2 separate regions of the Mus musculus genome follow, and region 1 is linked to region 2. Evidence: chromatin loops called from intact Hi-C (ENCODE). Cell type or tissue: heart. All regions are shown on one strand.

The links. Hi-C counts contacts between places; a loop is a spot of excess contacts. Peaks named below come from ENCODE experiments on the same cell type or tissue, not always from the same donor. Only the 100,000 strongest peaks of a DNase experiment are listed, where the experiment ranks them.
Region 1: it touches region 2 in a loop (2.2-fold over the local background); 4 of 42 quality-filtered maps call a loop at or near these places.

The regions. Positions count from the first base shown.
Region 1 is chr15:89,351,633-89,359,632 of GRCm38, reverse strand. Lmf2 (lipase maturation factor 2) reads left to right here and starts at 3,974. Exons shown (of 14, transcript NM_178919.4): 1 at 3,974-4,277; 2 at 4,816-5,069; 3 at 5,178-5,206; 4 at 5,336-5,550; 5 at 5,626-5,804; 6 at 6,035-6,176; 7 at 6,289-6,423; 8 at 6,494-6,599; 9 at 6,678-6,774; 10 at 6,847-7,029; 11 at 7,106-7,274; 12 at 7,369-7,480; 13 at 7,554-7,650; 14 at 7,746-8,000. The coding sequence starts at 4,184. Ncaph2 (non-SMC condensin II complex, subunit H2) reads right to left here and starts at 3,914. Exons shown (of 20, transcript NM_001115132.2): 1 at 3,690-3,914. The coding sequence starts at 3,797. In heart, no CTCF peak of the experiment used is centred here; DNase peaks (open chromatin) are centred at 3,062, 3,902, 5,512, 6,682 and 2 weaker places; H3K4me3 peaks cover 3,485 bases; H3K27ac peaks cover 2,687 bases.
Region 2 is chr15:89,426,211-89,434,210 of GRCm38, reverse strand. Chkb (choline kinase beta) reads left to right here and starts at 4,284. Exons shown (of 11, transcript NM_007692.6): 1 at 4,284-4,834; 2 at 5,054-5,162; 3 at 5,384-5,497; 4 at 5,667-5,800; 5 at 5,982-6,077; 6 at 6,196-6,254; 7 at 6,338-6,419; 8 at 6,542-6,650; 9 at 6,784-6,887; 10 at 7,319-7,400; 11 at 7,550-7,862. The coding sequence starts at 4,611. The coding sequence ends at 7,621. Gm44502 (predicted readthrough transcript (NMD candidate), 44502) reads left to right here and starts at 4,284. Exons shown (of 27, transcript NR_004843.2): 1 at 4,284-4,834; 2 at 5,054-5,162; 3 at 5,384-5,800; 4 at 5,982-6,077; 5 at 6,196-6,254; 6 at 6,338-6,419; 7 at 6,542-6,650; 8 at 6,784-6,887; 9 at 7,319-7,400; 10 at 7,550-7,723. C730034F03Rik (a long non-coding RNA gene) reads right to left here and starts at 4,196. Exons shown (of 4, transcript XR_875570.1): 1 at 4,112-4,196. In heart, a CTCF peak has its summit at 3,564 (motif pointing right); DNase peaks (open chromatin) are centred at 4,280, 4,730, 5,860 and 7,340; H3K4me3 peaks cover 2,889 bases; H3K27ac peaks cover 2,991 bases.

The DNA.
Region 1 (8,000 bases), 75 kb after region 2:
AAGATCTATAAATAATAAATAAACAAATAAATAAAGACACAGCCCAGAATTGTTCTTCAAGGTAATAGGGATTGAACTTAAAGTCTTGCAAACACTCTTACTACTGCCCAAACCCCTATGTCCAACTGTCCTATTCAACTACCCAGATTTTTATAAATAAGAGTCCAGTGAGCAAGTCCATGCTAGCTTCTGAGCATCCACACTCATCCCCCCAAAATGAAGGCTCTCAGCTCCTCTTATTCACCTGGCAGTTCAATCTGGATCAGTCCCCTACTACCTCAAGTTCCTCTCTAATGACAGCTGACCTGGCCCAGCCTAACCTCTCCTGCAAGTTCGTTACAGGCTTTCTGCCACTCAGAGGGAAAACCTGAAATTGTAAAATCCCCCAAGGGAGTTATGTAAACTCGTAGTCTCTTCCAGCTACCAGCCTTTGCCTGTGAACTGACTTTCATGCCTTCCAGAGGCAAGCCCCATGTCCCCACTACATAGAAATTTTCGGCTTACCAGACATGGCAACTCCTTTTACCTCAAACACAACCAGGTCCCTCAGTCTCAGTCTTCATGACTTCCTAGCCTTTTCTCTCCAGTTTATCATGCACTTGTGATAACTCACAATACAGTTTATCACACTCACACAATACAGTTTATCACACTCACACAATACAGTTTATCATGCACTTGTGATAACACACAATACAGACGGTGGGGAACAGAGAAGCTTTGTCTACTATCAGCACATCATTTCATCTCACTAGTGACCATTTCAGACTTTGTTGTAAAGGCTACATTGATTTATATGAAACATAAAGAGATAGTGCTTAGGCCAAATAGACACGTCTAGGTAGGAAGCAATAATGACGTGGTTCCCACCCTGATATCCATCCTCCCTGGAGAGCAGACATTTTATCAAAGCATGAATTACTCTTTGCTTTGCTTGACATCTGTTTTCTTTTTTCTTTTAATTTTAAGTTGATTCTTGGCATATAATACTTAATAACAATGAACAAATAAAAGAAAGTAACACCATAAGGCATGTTAGAACACTGGTAACTAGATGGAAAACAAGAAGAACATATACAGCATCAGTGCCAGGACAGCAAAGCGTTAGGCGATGTGGCATAGTCTTCTTGTTATTTGATAATTGAAACAGGGCCTCCTATAGCTCAGGCTTCACATGGATTCTGGAGCCAAGAATGATCTTGAACTGATCCTCCTCCCTCCACCTACCAAGTGCTGAGATTAAAGACATCATGGGAACAGACCCGGGGGCAGGAAAGGAGCCTTATCTGAAGCAGAAGAGCTGACCAAGCCAGGAAACAAATTTAACAGTGTGCCCACAGATCCTTTTAAGAAAACCTGATTCCACAATATGACCTCTTAATACTGTTCTTGGCGCTTCTCAGCCAACTGTGCAGTGCAGGTTGATCATCAAGGGCCAGAGAGACGGCTCAGCGGGTAAGAGCGCTGACTGCTCTTCCAGAGGTCCTGAGTTCAAATCCCAGCAACCACAAGGTGGCTCACAACCATCCATCATGGGATCTGACGCCCTCTTCTGGGGTGTCTGAAGACAGCGACAGTGTACTTAGATATAATAAATAAATAAGTCTTTTAAAAAAAAATACATGTTCATTTAATAAGCATTTATCCTGCACCTACTGTGTCAGACATTCTACAAAGAATAAGAAAGCATATACGAATCTCTACCCTTCTAGAATTTATACTGTAGGGTAAAGACAGACCACAAACCAGCAAGCAAACAACTATGCAATGTTGAGGCCTGGTTATAACTTTTTTTTTCCTAAGATGTGTGTGTGCTTGCACTAATGTGTGTGCACCATGTGCTTGCAGGGGTTCATGGATCCAAAAATGGCCCTGGGACCTCTGGAAGTAGAGTTACAGGCCATTGTGAGCTACTTTTTTTTTTTTTTTTTTTTTTGGTTCTGAGAACTGAACCCAGGTCCTCTACGAGAGCAGCAAGTGCTCTTATCCAGTCATCTCTCTAGCCCTGATTTAAATTTTCTAAAAACAAAAAATGATGTAGGTGTTTTGCCTGTATCCATATCTGTGTACCACCTGTATGTTTGGTGCCAGTGGAGGCCTGATGAAGGCACTGGATCCCCAGGAACTGGGATTACAGACAGCTGCGATCTGTCCTGTGGGTGCTTAGAACTGAACCTGGGTCCTCTGAAAGAATAGTCAGTGCTCTGAATTGATGAGGCAGCTTTCCAGGTCCCTGCGCCCCCATCCCTGTCTCCAGTTTTAATTCTTCAGACTGGATGGTGTCCAATCTAAGAGCCTGGATGAGAAGGTTTTAAATATCTAGGTTTAATACACCTAGACCAGATATAGTGGGGAAGGAAGTATATTCTTGCAATATAACTGACACAATTCATTGGTAAACTTGGTGTGAGACATGAGGCCTTATCACATCTCTTAATTTTCACCTTTAGTTAAACAGTGAAACACTACCAAAATAGAGGACTAGAATTTGAACCACAACCCAAAAGCTCCACTTTAAATAACATCCAAGAGCTCGAGTAACATCCCAGCACATGCCAAGGGAGTGGCTAGAACAAACAAATCTGGGACAGCTCACAAGGAAGATCGGTATGGGTGTATCCCACCACATGGAGTTGAAAACTTGTATTTAAAAAAAAAAAAAATCACACAAGTAAGATTTTCTATTTTTAAGGGAAAGAAGACTCCACCCCAAGAAGCTCGACACTTAAGAAAGAAAACAGAAGCAGTCAAATAGAAATCCTAAGAGCACTGTTTCAAAAAGGAAGCTGTCAGACCGAGAAATCTCCCCAACAGGGCACTTCGAGCGTCTCTTTTATTTTTAAATACGAAGACCACTACAGTTCGAGTTGAGACCTGTAACTATTCAGTAGTGGGATCCGATTGTGTTGAGCCAAAGTGTGAACGTGCAGAAACGGAGCAGACAGTGACTGAATAGACCTGAACTTAAAAAAAAACAAAACGGAGGAATGGAATGCTGATAGGCTAGATTACGGCGAGGGGCTGGGCCACCAACAGGATGGGGGAGGGGGCGGATCCTTCTGGACAAAACTGGTTCAAATTAAGAGCCTGGGGTATGGGTGCGTCGCACTGCGGGAAGATCGTGTGGGCGGGGCTTGAGGTCTAAGATACAAAATCCCTTTTCCTTCGGGAACCAGATCTCTCTCCATTACTGTAAGAGTCCTGGTATGGTAGGGTTGATTGGTAGTTGCAAATAATCGGGAGACTGGGACAGAAGACTTCGGGTTTAAGACCTGCCTTGGCGCCTGGCTCAAGAAGAAAAACAGGTTCCAAAAAAAAGCTCGGTGGTAGAGTGCCTGCCAAACCTGTCCAAAGCCCCAGGTTAAATCCGCCCCCAAAAGGGGAAAACAAAAAGTTTGCTTCTTAATGTATTGTATTCCCCCAAAGAAAACGGAAATAATGTACTTGTTGGAGAAAAATGATTATCATCCAACCAAATCGACTTCACAGCTCGCTAACCGACAGAGGCCTGAAAAGGACAGCTCCGGGAGAATCTAGCTGAAAGTTTCGAGAGGCAGGCTGGATTTTGAAGGGGGGTGAGGAAAGAAACAAGACTGCGGATGACACACCAGACGGCTACAGACCCGGAGGCGGGGGGTGGCAATGCAGCCTGAGCGCCCAGGCCGATGCCATTCCCCCGCCGCCCTCACCTCCTCCAGATACTCGCCCAGCTGTGCCGCCACGTCCACCTCCCAGTTCTTAGTGAGATCCCGGATGGGCTGCAAGAGGTGAGCAAAGCGCACCTCCACATCCTCCATGTCTAGAACGGGACTAGAAGCCCGGAACCATGGCTCAACCCGCTACTGGTTCTGGCGCCATTTTGGTGCTCCCGCCCCGGAAGTACGTAGCCAGGGCACTGCGCGCACACGTATGACGTCAGGCGGGCCCAGTTTCGAAGAAGTAAAGAAGCGGGCCCGACGGGGGCGGGGCCTACACCGGGGGCGGGGCTCCGTGTCTAGGGGGGGGGCCTGGAGGAGCGGAGGAGACTAAGTTTCTAGGTGGTTAGCGGTGAGTTCTTTGGCACTGGGTGGAGCTCAGTGACCCGACCGGACTGACGGATTCCGGCTGCGGCGTGGGCCAGAGGCCGGGCTGGGGGCAGCTAGGAGACTAGAGGGCACTACTTCGGCAAGACCGCGTAGCGGACATGGCGAGCTCCCGGGTCCCACAGCAGCTTTTCCTACAGGGTGTGGCCGCTGTCTACTTGTTCGCCTTTGCGTCCCTCTACACCCAGATCCCAGGTGAGGGCGCGGAGGGGTTGAATCGTCACACGTGGACGTGGTAGCATCCCTTCCTTCACTGCCCTCTGAGGCGGGTGTAAAGTCCAGGCCTCTCTCTGCGCGGGATTAAGGGGTGGTAGTTTGCGGGCAACAAAAGTGGAGGAAAAAGAAGCACAAGGGTCGATTTCCCTTAACTATTAGTAGTCTCATCTAGGCTTAGGGAAAAACCCCGAGGGGAGTGGGTGGCAGATTTCTACCTGGACTCTGTGGGCAGGTAAGAGAGGGATGCGCTCTAATTGACAGAAGGTGCTGACCCAGAATCAGGTCTTCTGAACCTGGTGTTGGGGGTCAACAATTTCCAACGTGAGAGAGAGAGACCATCTGGTAGACAGAGCAAGCCCTGCCTGGGATGGGAACATCTGCAAGCACAACCTGGAGTTGGGGGTTTGGGACATCTGCATGCCAGGAGCTGGTGGTGGAGCATCTCCGGGGCCTAAGTTCATGTGCATGTTAGACTGGGAAGATGTCTAAGACTTGGCCCTGACATACCCTCCCACAGGCCTCTATGGCCCAGAGGGCATCCTTCCTGCTCGAAGAACACTGCGGCCCCAAGGCAAGGGCCTGTGGCAGCAGCTGTGGGAAACACCAACGCTGCTGTGGGAGGCACCAAGACTGGGGCTGGATACTGCCCAAGGTCTGGATTTACTGACCTTATTGGGCACCGTGCTAGCCCTGGGCGCCCTGCTCCTGAACTCTCTGAGACACCCCTTCGTCTACCTGCTGCTCTGGGTTGCATACCGATCAGCCTACCAGGCAAGTGAGACACTTAAAACTTCAGCCTTCATCTAACCCACCCTCTCTCTCTGCCTCACCTGATGCAGCAGACACACAGTGGCTCCCTGACCACTTCTCTCCCTACAGGTGGGCCAAGTGTTCCTTTATTTCCAGTGGTGAGTGATTCCGGGGGCCCAATCTGCCTGAGGCCACTGGGCAGGGTTGTTTGCCTCTCCTGGGAGGACCCTGGGAGGTTCCTATTAAGCAACCTAAATAGGAAATTTAGGATATTTCCCTCCCTATAGGGATTCCCTGCTGCTGGAGACTGGCTTCCTAGCTATACTGGTAGCCCCGCTGAGGGGGCCTTCCAAACACAAGATTCTCCAGGGTAGATTAGCAGGAGCCTTACCCCATGAAGACCTCCCATTCTGGCTCGTGCGCTGGCTGCTGTTTCGACTCATGTTCGCCTCTGGTGTGGTCAAGTTGACCAGCCGCTGCCCTACGTGGTGGGGACTCACTGGTGAGGGCCCGGGGCCTGAAGCTGGGATGGTCTAGAGGCTCTTAACCAGCCCTGACCTCCACTCGCTTCCTGCAGCTCTGACCTACCACTATGAGACTCAGTGCCTGCCCACACCCGCTGCCTGGTTTGCTCACCATCTGCCGGTCTGGCTACACAAGCTCAGCGTGGTAGCCACCTTCCTCATCGAGATCGCAGTGCCACCCCTGTTCTTTGCTCCTATTCGCCGCCTACGACTTACTGCCTTCTACGCTCAGGTAGGTAGAAGAGAGTGTGGCCTTTACCACTGGCTGGTGAGGCTTGCTGGGGCGGGAGTGGTCGGGTGATGGGTGCTGTGGGGGGAAGCATCGCAGGCAGAAGGATGTGTTAGCCAGTCTAGGTGTATACTGTCACGTGAGGCTGTGGCCTTTGGGAAAGTGTCGTCTTTAGGTCTGCGGGAGCCCAAGAGCATCCTCTCCATAGCTCTGACTGCATGTCTTCCTCTCAGGCATTATTGCAAGTCCTGATTATCATCACTGGCAACTACAATTTCTTCAACCTGCTAACCCTGGTGCTCACCACTGCCCTCCTGGATGACCGTCACCTGTCTGCTGAGCCTGGCCTCAGATGCCACAAGAAGATGCCCACCTGTGAGTGTCAGTCATCCCATCACGACAACCAAACCCATGTCATCCGCCAAAGAGCCCCTGTCCCTTGGCTGCAGACCCTTAGCCAATCTGTGACTGTCTGTCCAACCCATAGCCTGGCCTAAAGCCCTGCTGACCGCGCTGTCCTTACTGCTGGAACTGACTGTCTATGGGCTGCTGGCCTACGGCACTGTCTACTACTTTGGCCTGGAGGTTGACTGGCAACAGCACATCATCCTCTCGAAAACCAGTAAGTGCCAACATGGGGACCTAAGGGAAAGGGCTGGCTCAGTCCCTGATCACACTCTCCTCCCTGGCAGCCTTCACCTTCCATCAGTTCTCCCAGTGGCTGAAGACGGTAACCCTGCCAACTGTGTGGCTAGGGACAGCCTCCCTGGCCTGGGAGTTGCTTGTTGTCCTCTGGAGGTATGTATGTACCCGAAGACCGCGGGCAGAAGCCGCTTTCAGATCAGGTCTGACCACACCCGTCCCTCTCGTCCCCAGGTGGATCCAGGTACAAGGATGGTCACGGAAGTTCTCTGCGGGTATCCAGCTCTCCGTCCTGGGCACGGCAACAGTGGCCTTGTTCCTGATCAGCCTAGTAGGTGACCCTGTGAAGACTGGGACTGGGGGAAGATGGGGCAGCACTGAGCTATCGCCTATTTGCCTGCAGGTACCTTACTCCTATGTGGAACCTGGGACCCACGGGCGTCTCTGGACTGGGGCTCATCGCCTGTTCGGTTCTGTGGAGCACCTACAGCTGGCCAACTCTTACGGCCTTTTCCGTCGGATGACTGGCGTGGGCGGGCGGCCGGAAGTGGTCCTAGAGGGCAGCTATGACGGACAGCATTGGACAGTGAGCCCTCCCAAATGATACAGGGGTAAAGGGACCAAGTCCAGCCATCCCAGCTAACCATGTGTCCCTCTGTCAGGAGATCGAATTCATGTACAAACCTGGGAATGTGAGCCGACCACCCCCTTTCCTGACTCCTCACCAGCCACGCCTTGATTGGCAGATGTGGTTCGCAGCCCTTGGCCCGCATACACACAGCCCCTGGTTCACCGGCCTGGTGCTGCGCCTCCTGCAGGGCAAGGAGCCAGGTGAGGGCTGGGCCGGGCTGGGCTGGGCCGGGAGAGGGGCCAGGAAGGTAAAGACAAGTTCAAATCCATGTTACCCTCTCCTCCCCGGCCACAGTGATCCGACTAGTCCAGAGCCATGTTGCCAACTACCCCTTTCATGAACGGCCACCCACCTACCTGCGGGCCCAGCGCTATAAGTACTGGTTCTCAAAGCCTGGAGATCAGAGGTAAGGCTGCAGTGATGGATGGGGGGCCAGGGCCTGGCTATAGCCACACGCTGACTCTCCAGTTCTGTTACAGCCGGTGGTGGCACCGCCAGTGGGTAGAGGAATTCTTCCCATCTGTATCCTTGGGGGACCCAACACTGGAAACCCTGCTCCAACAGTTTGGACTAAAGGTATGAAGGAGCCAGCTGAACTGTGAGAGGTAGCAGGGTGCTTGCCTGTTGCAGGAGTGAACCCCGTGGGCTTTTCTTGGTTTTTGTCTCCGTAGGATAAGAGTCCACCCCGGGCCCGCAGCCCCAGCAATGGCCTAGCTCAGACACTGAACTGGGTGCGGACACAGCTGTCTCCCCTGGAGCCTCCCATCCTGCTCTGGGGGCTCTTCGGGGCAGTGGTGGCTATCCGAGTTGTGCAGACCCTACTCGCCCCCCGCCCGCTCCAGTCCTCAAAACAGACTAGAGAGGAAAAACGTAAGCAAACCTCCAAGAAGGATTCCAGAGCCGCCTCTGAGCAGGCTGCCGCCAAC
Region 2 (8,000 bases):
TATTCAAATCTATGAGCCTATGAGGGCCATTCTTTTTTTTTTTCTTTCTTTTTTAAGATTTATTTATTTATTATATGTAAGTACACTATAGCTGTCTTCAGATACTCCAGAAGAAGCCATAAGATCTCATTACAGATGGCTGTGAGCCACCATGTGGTTGCTGGGAATTGAACTCAGGACCTTCTGAAGAGCAGTCAGTGCTCTTAACCTCTGAGCCATCTCTCCAGCCCCAATGAGGGCCATTCTTATTCAAAACACCACAGTCTCCCTTCCAGACCTACTTTTTTTTTTTTTTTTTTTTTTTTTTTTGAGACAGGATTTCATTATGCATCCTGGCTGTCTTAGACTCACTATGTAAACCAGGCTGCCCTCAAACTCACAGAAATCCACCTGCCTCTGCCTCCCAATGGTGTGTGCCATTATACCTGGCTCCAATTATTTTTTTGAACTGAGATGGCTTATTTCCATCAAAGAAACCTACTAGAGGGTTTTCAGGTTTTTTGTTTTATTTTGTTTTGTTTTTTTCCCCCCTCTCTGGTAAGATGGGCAGGCTAACTCACTCTCACTAAACCCAGGCCAACCCAACCCCAGAAGAAATGGTAAAGGCCCCCCCCCCCACCAACCCCCACTCCCCCCCCCCCCCCAACCTTATCTCACCCAATCAGGTTCCTGCTGTCATTCAAAATGACCCAACCCACAAAGTGTATACTGCCAGGTCCAATTCAAGCCCTGTCCAACACCCTACTAAAAACATTTAAAAAAGTCTGCCCCAGCTGGTCCAGCGGTGGGCAGCACAGGGGCTGGAAAGAAGGTAATGGTAGACAGAGACATGGGACTCTAGGTTCACCTCAGGAATGAACAATTCATATTCTTCCCCTGCTGTTTATGTATCATTTAGCTAGCTACTAAAGGCAGCTCTGCAATCAGAACTTGAGCAAACGGGCTCTTTGGCCCCTTTGTGTCCCCCCTTCTCTACTTCCCTGTCCCCGTAGTCTTGTTTTGCTTTGCAAGACATTCCTTCTAGGCCTTACTCGTGTGCCTGAGTTTTCCACAATTGTATATAGGTCAGAGTTTGGCCCGAGAAAGGAGCTGCAGACCATCTGGACACTCCCAGGGGCAAATGCTGCTCTGCCAACACATACACACACACATACACACACACACAGTGTTATTCAGTGAGCTATGACTTTGTATACTGTACTCTGTGTGTGTGCTATTTTTGCTGCAATAAACTTTGTGTGTGATAGACTTCAAACTTTCTATCCTATAATTATTTACTTGATGGAAAAACTGAAGCAAGAACTAGCAGGCTATAAGACTATTTGCCCTCTCTTGCAGGTTTGCACAAAAGTCTCTGTTTTGCACATTTCTTGAAGATTCTCTTGTTTTTGTTTTTGTTTTTCTATCCTTTAAGACAAACTGATTAAAAGTACACTGTAAGAGAGAAGCCAACAGTAGGAGTGCCTACTCCTGACACAGAGATTTGTCAACTTTTCCCACTGCTCAGTTTGTTAACCTGAGAAATTTATACTGAGCCCCAGGTGTATATGTAATACAAATAAACATACAAATAAACATTTGGTGATAACTCATAAAATACTTAAAAACAATTCTTAGGAATATGAAAATATATATATATATATTCTTAGGCCTAATATGTGTGTGTGTGTGTTTACCATTTGTTAAGGTGGGAAAAACTGCTTCCGAATGAGGCACATGCTTATGTTTAAATAAAACATTAAATTCTGGCCAGACATTGGTGGCTCATACCTCTTAACCATAGAACTCAGGAAATAGAGGCATCTCAGACCTCTGAGTTCAAGACCACCCTGACCACTCTGTACAATGACTTCCAGGATAGCCATGGCGACACAGAGAAACCCTGTCTCCAAAAACCAAAAACCGAACAAAAACCCCAAAACATTAAATTCTGGCTGAATGTTGGATACCCTGGGGTACAGAACAGTAACAGTTTTTCAAATTTGATATTCTTACTTTATGATTTTCAGTGCTGAGAGTTTGGCTTTAAATATGAAGTACAAAATAGCAGAAATATGTTTGGAGCCATTCATCGAGACCCTTGGAACTCTTTATGTCCACGAGGCAGATAAAGTTGCTCATGCTTTCCTTTGCTGTCTTCCCAGTCCATTCCTGGAGGAAGGATGGCCAAGAACCTGGCCAGAGACAGGAGACCTACGTCACCGGGTCACCAACTGTTTCAACAGTACACCACAGTCTCAAATACTAGCCAAGTTGGTGTGGCCACATGAAGTACGCATGCTGTGTGCTCAAAACCAAGGCTACAATTCAGTTATCTAGTGGTCAGAAACATCTTGAATTCCTTTGTCTTGATTTATTTTACATTAATTTCTGGTTATTATTTGTTCAGAAACCTTTACTGTCGCCAAATCTTTCACCAATCCCTACATTCAGCCAACCTCACGGGGTCATGCATGTCCCACAGGCTAAGAAGCTGACCTCTAGTAAGTCACAAAGGACAAGCTATGCCAACCCAGGCCTGACTTCCTGATAGGAGTAGTTATGTTAAAAAAAAAAAAAAAAGGCTGGAAAGATATGGTCTGGTCAGTCAGATAGCAGAATCAAGGCCACTTTCACCTAGAACCTCGGCCCAGAAAACAGAGCTTAGAACTCTTTCCCAGGCTCAAAAGCTAGCCAAAATAAAAAATAAAAACACCACCTAACATTTCCAGGCTGGTCCAGAGTTTTAACATTGCAACATAAAACAATGTTACCACCTACAAAGTTCATTCTCCACAAAGTTCACGGTCCAAAGTATTAAGGAAGTTAAAATACCCACCTGCACGTTTATCTGTCTGTGTCCTGACCCTGTACTCCTCTGCTTCTCCAGTGCTGGGATTAAAGGGGAGATAGCCTACATCTTTAAGCCAGCTCCCACAGCCTGGAGCAGGGGATGCCTCTCTCCAGCTCTCAGTGGGCCATGTAGGAAAACTGCTCATGGTTTTGACAATTCTAAAAAATTTTGTTTTGAAGTCAATTTTCTCTCTCTCTTTTTTTTTTAGGAGATCGGTCTGGAAACACCTCAGCTGTCTGCTTCACAGATTGCTCTTAAGGCTGCTCTCTGATTGGCTCCTCTGCTGCCACCCCATTAATTCTCTTACCACCTTTCTTCTCTCACTATGTAGCCTGGCTGGCCTGGAACCCAGTATATAGACTAGACTGTCCTCAGATTCACAGGTAATTAACCACCGATTTCAGTTTCCTGAATGCTTCCCCCGCGTTCTTATACACACACACACACACACACACACACACACACACCCCGCACCCGCACAATGAACTCTCTTCCCTTTTTTTTTTTTTAAGATTTATTTATTATATGTAAGTACACTGTAGCTGTCTTCAGACGCACCAGAAGAGGGCGTCAGATCTCATTACGGGTGGTTGTGAGCCATCATGTGGTTGCTGGGATTTGAACTCAGGACCTTCGGAAGAACAGTCAGTGCTCTTAACCACTGAGCCATCTCGCCAGCCCCCACTCCCTAGGCTTTCTAAAAAAGAATTATTTATTTTTTATGTGTATGAGTACACTGTGGCTATTTTCAGACACACCAGAAGAGGGCATCGGATCCCATTACATACAGACTGTTGTGAGCCACCACATGGTTGGCGGGAATTGAACTCAGGACCTCTGGAAGAGGGATCAGTGCTCTTAACCGCTTAGCCACCTCTTCAGCCCCATCCCTAGACTTTAAAGGAAAGTCTTTTCTTAACTCTAAGGTCTCATGTTCAATTCTCCCTCCCCTACACCGAAACTCGTAGCTTTGAGGCCCTTTCATTCTAATAAACCTCATCCTTCAGATGAATTATGGATTGTGTAAGCTTCCTTTCTAAGCTGACCATTAACGTCTCCCTCTTCCCGATATTTAACAGGAGAGAGACACACTCTCTCGAGAAAGAAAAATACTTTAAGTTATTGTGTTGGGTCACATTAATGGCGCTCATGCGGTCTATGCAGCGCTGGACACGCCGGACTGATTCTTATTACGCCTTCCAGCATCACATATACACCTGCTGCCTTGTGGAAAGGGGAATCGTTAGAACCTACGTTTTCATTCTTCCATTCACTTACCCCAACTGTCACCACAGGCTCGGCTAATCTACTCCCTAGTAGAGTGTCTCACACAGCAGCTGTTATAAAGGAGCCGCAAACTACCATCGTCCATTCATTGGCCAGAGCCTGGCTCGTAAGCTTTGCGGAGCTACTGTCCAACCGCCCACGGCGCTCGGGATTGGCCTACGTCACTTCCTTGGTTCCGGACACAGTCCACGCAGTAACTTGTTTTTGCAGAGACTGATAGGCGGATCGGGCGTGGCCCGAGCGCGCCCCACTCAGGGAAAGCTGCCGTCCCTCTTTGCCTTTGAGCGCCGCAGCCCTGAGAATCGCATCTGGCTTGGAAACGGTCCCAGGACTGGAGCCACCAAGAAAGCCGAAGGCAGTCGCGAAGAGCCGAGGACGCCCAGAGACTCTGCGGCTTCCGGGAAGCGGAACCGAGCCTACCCGGAAGGAGCCAACCTCACCTGAGGCTCGCTGAGCACCGGCAGGCGTTAAACCTAACGGAGCCCACGTCATGGCGGCAGACGGGACAGGGGTAGTCGGAGGAGGGGCTGTCGGCGGCGGCCTGCCCAAGGACGGTTTGCAGGATGCTAAGTGCCCAGAGCCAATCCCCAATCGGCGGCGCGCTTCCTCGCTGTCCCGTGACGCGCAGCGCCGAGCCTATCAGTGGTGCCGGGAGTACCTGGGCGGGGCCTGGCGCCGAGCGCGGCCGGAGGAGCTGAGCGTTTGTCCCGTGAGGTCAGGGGTCAGCCCTGGGGACCCTGGGGACACTCCCAGTTCGGTCGCCGTCAGTGCTACGCGGGGGGGTGGGGGGTGGGGGCAGGTCTGCAGCCTGCTGTGCTGGGGGGCGGGGTCCCCCTTCGGGACTTGGGAGGTCCTCTCGGGAAGGGTGTCTAGAGTGGGTCCCACCAATCGGGGGGACGACCCTTGCTGAGCCTGACCTGTGTGGATCTGCAGCGGAGGCCTCAGCAACCTGCTCTTCCGATGCTCACTACCGAACCACGTACCCAGTGTGGGCGGGGAGCCCCGGGAGGTGCTGCTACGACTCTACGGGGCCATCCTGCAGGTGAGGGAAAAGAAGGATCGTAACTTGGGAGTTCGGACATCTGGAGCAAGTGGTGCAGAAAGTGGTGTCTTATTTGTGTAGCTGAATATGCTGAAGCTCAAGAATTCTCAGTCAGTAAGAGCAGAAGTCCAAGCTATTGTAGATGAAGCCGATTTGGGCCAGTACCCACGTACCTCTGGCTTTTTCTGACATGAGCCCCTTTGCCATACATCTTTTATCAGGGTGTAGACTCCTTGGTATTAGAAAGCGTGATGTTCGCCATTCTCGCAGAGCGGTCTCTAGGGCCCCAGCTTTACGGAGTGTTTCCAGAGGGCCGCTTGGAACAGTACCTCCCAGTAAGAGCCCAGTTTTTGTTGTTTTTACCCCAAGTCTTTACCCTTCCCAAAGTCTGCCTTCACATCCCAGGTAGGGAAATTTCCCTAAGACCTTGATCTCCTCCCATCCCGTATCCCTTCCCCCTCCCGCCCCAGCCCCCTCACCACCCTGATAGGTTACTGGGTACAGAGCCGGCCGTTGAAAACTCAAGAGCTCCGGGACCCAGTGTTGTCGGGAGCCATTGCAACGAGGATGGCCCGTTTCCATGGTATGGAGATGCCCTTCACTAAGGAGCCCCGATGGTTGTTTGGGACCATGGAGCGGTGAGTCCAGTTTGGGATCCGTGCATCTAAAACTGAACCTCTAGTTGAGTGGATAGATACCCCAGTATCATGGACTCTGTTTCCCAGCCAAAGCCCAGTGACAGGACAATTTGGCCTGAAGAGTCGATAGAAGGGGGTGGGGAGAGATAGACAGAATGTTTCCCGTTTGGGCGGCTTCCAGGTACCTGAAGCAGATCCAGGACTTGCCTTCCACCAGCCTTCCCCAGATGAACCTGGTAGAGATGTACAGCCTCAAGGACGAGATGAACAGCCTCAGGTGAAGGCGGATGACATAGTGGGCGGGTGGGTGGCACTGGCATTTATCAGTGTCCTCTCCAGGATTTGTTGAGGGCTAGTCACAAGGCCTTATAGCCTACGCCTCTCTACCTCTACAGGAAGTTACTAGACGATACCCCGTCACCAGTGGTCTTCTGCCACAATGACATCCAGGAAGGTAGGAGAATGTATGTGAGTCTTTGAGCCCACGCCGAAAGAGGGCAGCATGCCCTGAAGTGACCAAAATCCCCATTCCCCTAGGAAACATCTTGTTGCTTTCAGAGCCAGACAGTGATGATAACCTCATGTTGGTTGATTTTGAGTACAGTAGTTATAACTACAGGTAAGTGTGGGAGGACTGCCTCCTGTGGGTCCTGTTCCTACAGGGTCCTGGCAAAACAGGCCAGGCCCTTCACCTCCACAGCCCCGCTGCCCATGGACTGAATGTTTGCTCTATCCTCCCAGGGGCTTTGACATTGGGAATCATTTTTGTGAGTGGGTTTATGATTATACTTATGAAGAATGGCCTTTCTACAAAGCAAGACCCACGGACTACCCCACTAGAGAACAGCAGGTATATAGTCTGGAGGTTGGGAAGAGAAAAGCCTTCTGGCTTCCTGTTCTGTTTCATTCGAAAAGAGGAATAAAGGCTACAGAGGGTGATATTCCAATCTCCCCAGTCCCTGACTCTTGTCCATTGATCTCAGCTCCATTTTATTCGCCATTATCTGGCAGAGGTTCAGAAGGGTGAGATCCTCTCCGAAGAGGAACAGAAGAAACGGGAAGAAGAATTGCTGCTAGAGATCAGTCGGTGAGAAAGGAGGGGAAAGGGGAGGGGAAAACCCTTCAGAAGAAAAAAGGAGGCCAGGCAGTGGTGGTGCTTAATTCCAGCACTTGGGAGGCAGAGGCAGGCGGATTTCTGAGTTCAAGGCCAGCCTGGTCTACAGAGTGAGTTCCAGGACAGCCAGAGAAACCCTTTCTCAAACAAAACAACAAAACAAAACAAAACAAAACAAAACCAAAAACAAAAAAAAGGAAAAGAAAAAGGAGCCCTGCAGGTAAGGTGTCAGGGTAGAGGTAGAAGACCACACCAGAGACTGTCAGAGAGAGTCTCAGTCTGGACGGGGATTAGGGAACTGGCAGAGCCGTGGATATTTTGGAGGCTGGGCAGCCCGGGCTGGAAGCCAGGCAGTGTGAAATGGGCTCTTGAGCGCACCTCCTCTTCCCACCCTCGTTCCCTAGGTACTCCCTGGCATCTCACTTTTTCTGGGGTCTGTGGTCCACCCTGCAGGCTTCGATGTCCACTATAGAGTTCGGCTACTTGGTAAGTAAGCCCTACTGTGGGCATGTTGGGTGGGCGCTGCAGAGTTGCTCCGGTCACGTCCTCCAGGAAAGCTGGGCAGGCCCTGGTGGCTTTGGGCAGAATGCTGTTTTCCAGGCTTCTCACACTGCATTTCGGACTTCCTTCCTTAGGAGTATGCCCAATCTCGGTTCCAGTTCTACTTCCAGCAGAAGGGCCAGCTGACGAGTTCCCCATCATCCTGAGGATCCAACCCCACCTCAAGTTTCTCCTGGAGCCTCCGGGGCAGGACCTTGGAGGGAGGGGCAGAGAGCAGACGACCCCCAGAGACGGGGCTGTGCCTCAAAGTGAGACTGTTGTTGAAATAGCCGACCTCTGTAGCCTTTTCTTAGTACTTGCCCAAGGTGGGCATCTGAGAGCCCCCCGGGGCTATGTACTCAAATAAATGAACTTCACAAATATAAACTTAAACAAATACAGACTTAAGTGACATTCTGTTGAGTGCACTGGGCTTAAAAGTGGGAGGGGTCCATTCCGCTCATTGAGGTCTCCTATCCCATAATACTCCCTGGCTTCTGTTTAGAAGTAACAACTACTGAAGATTGGGCTCCTACACTAACAAAA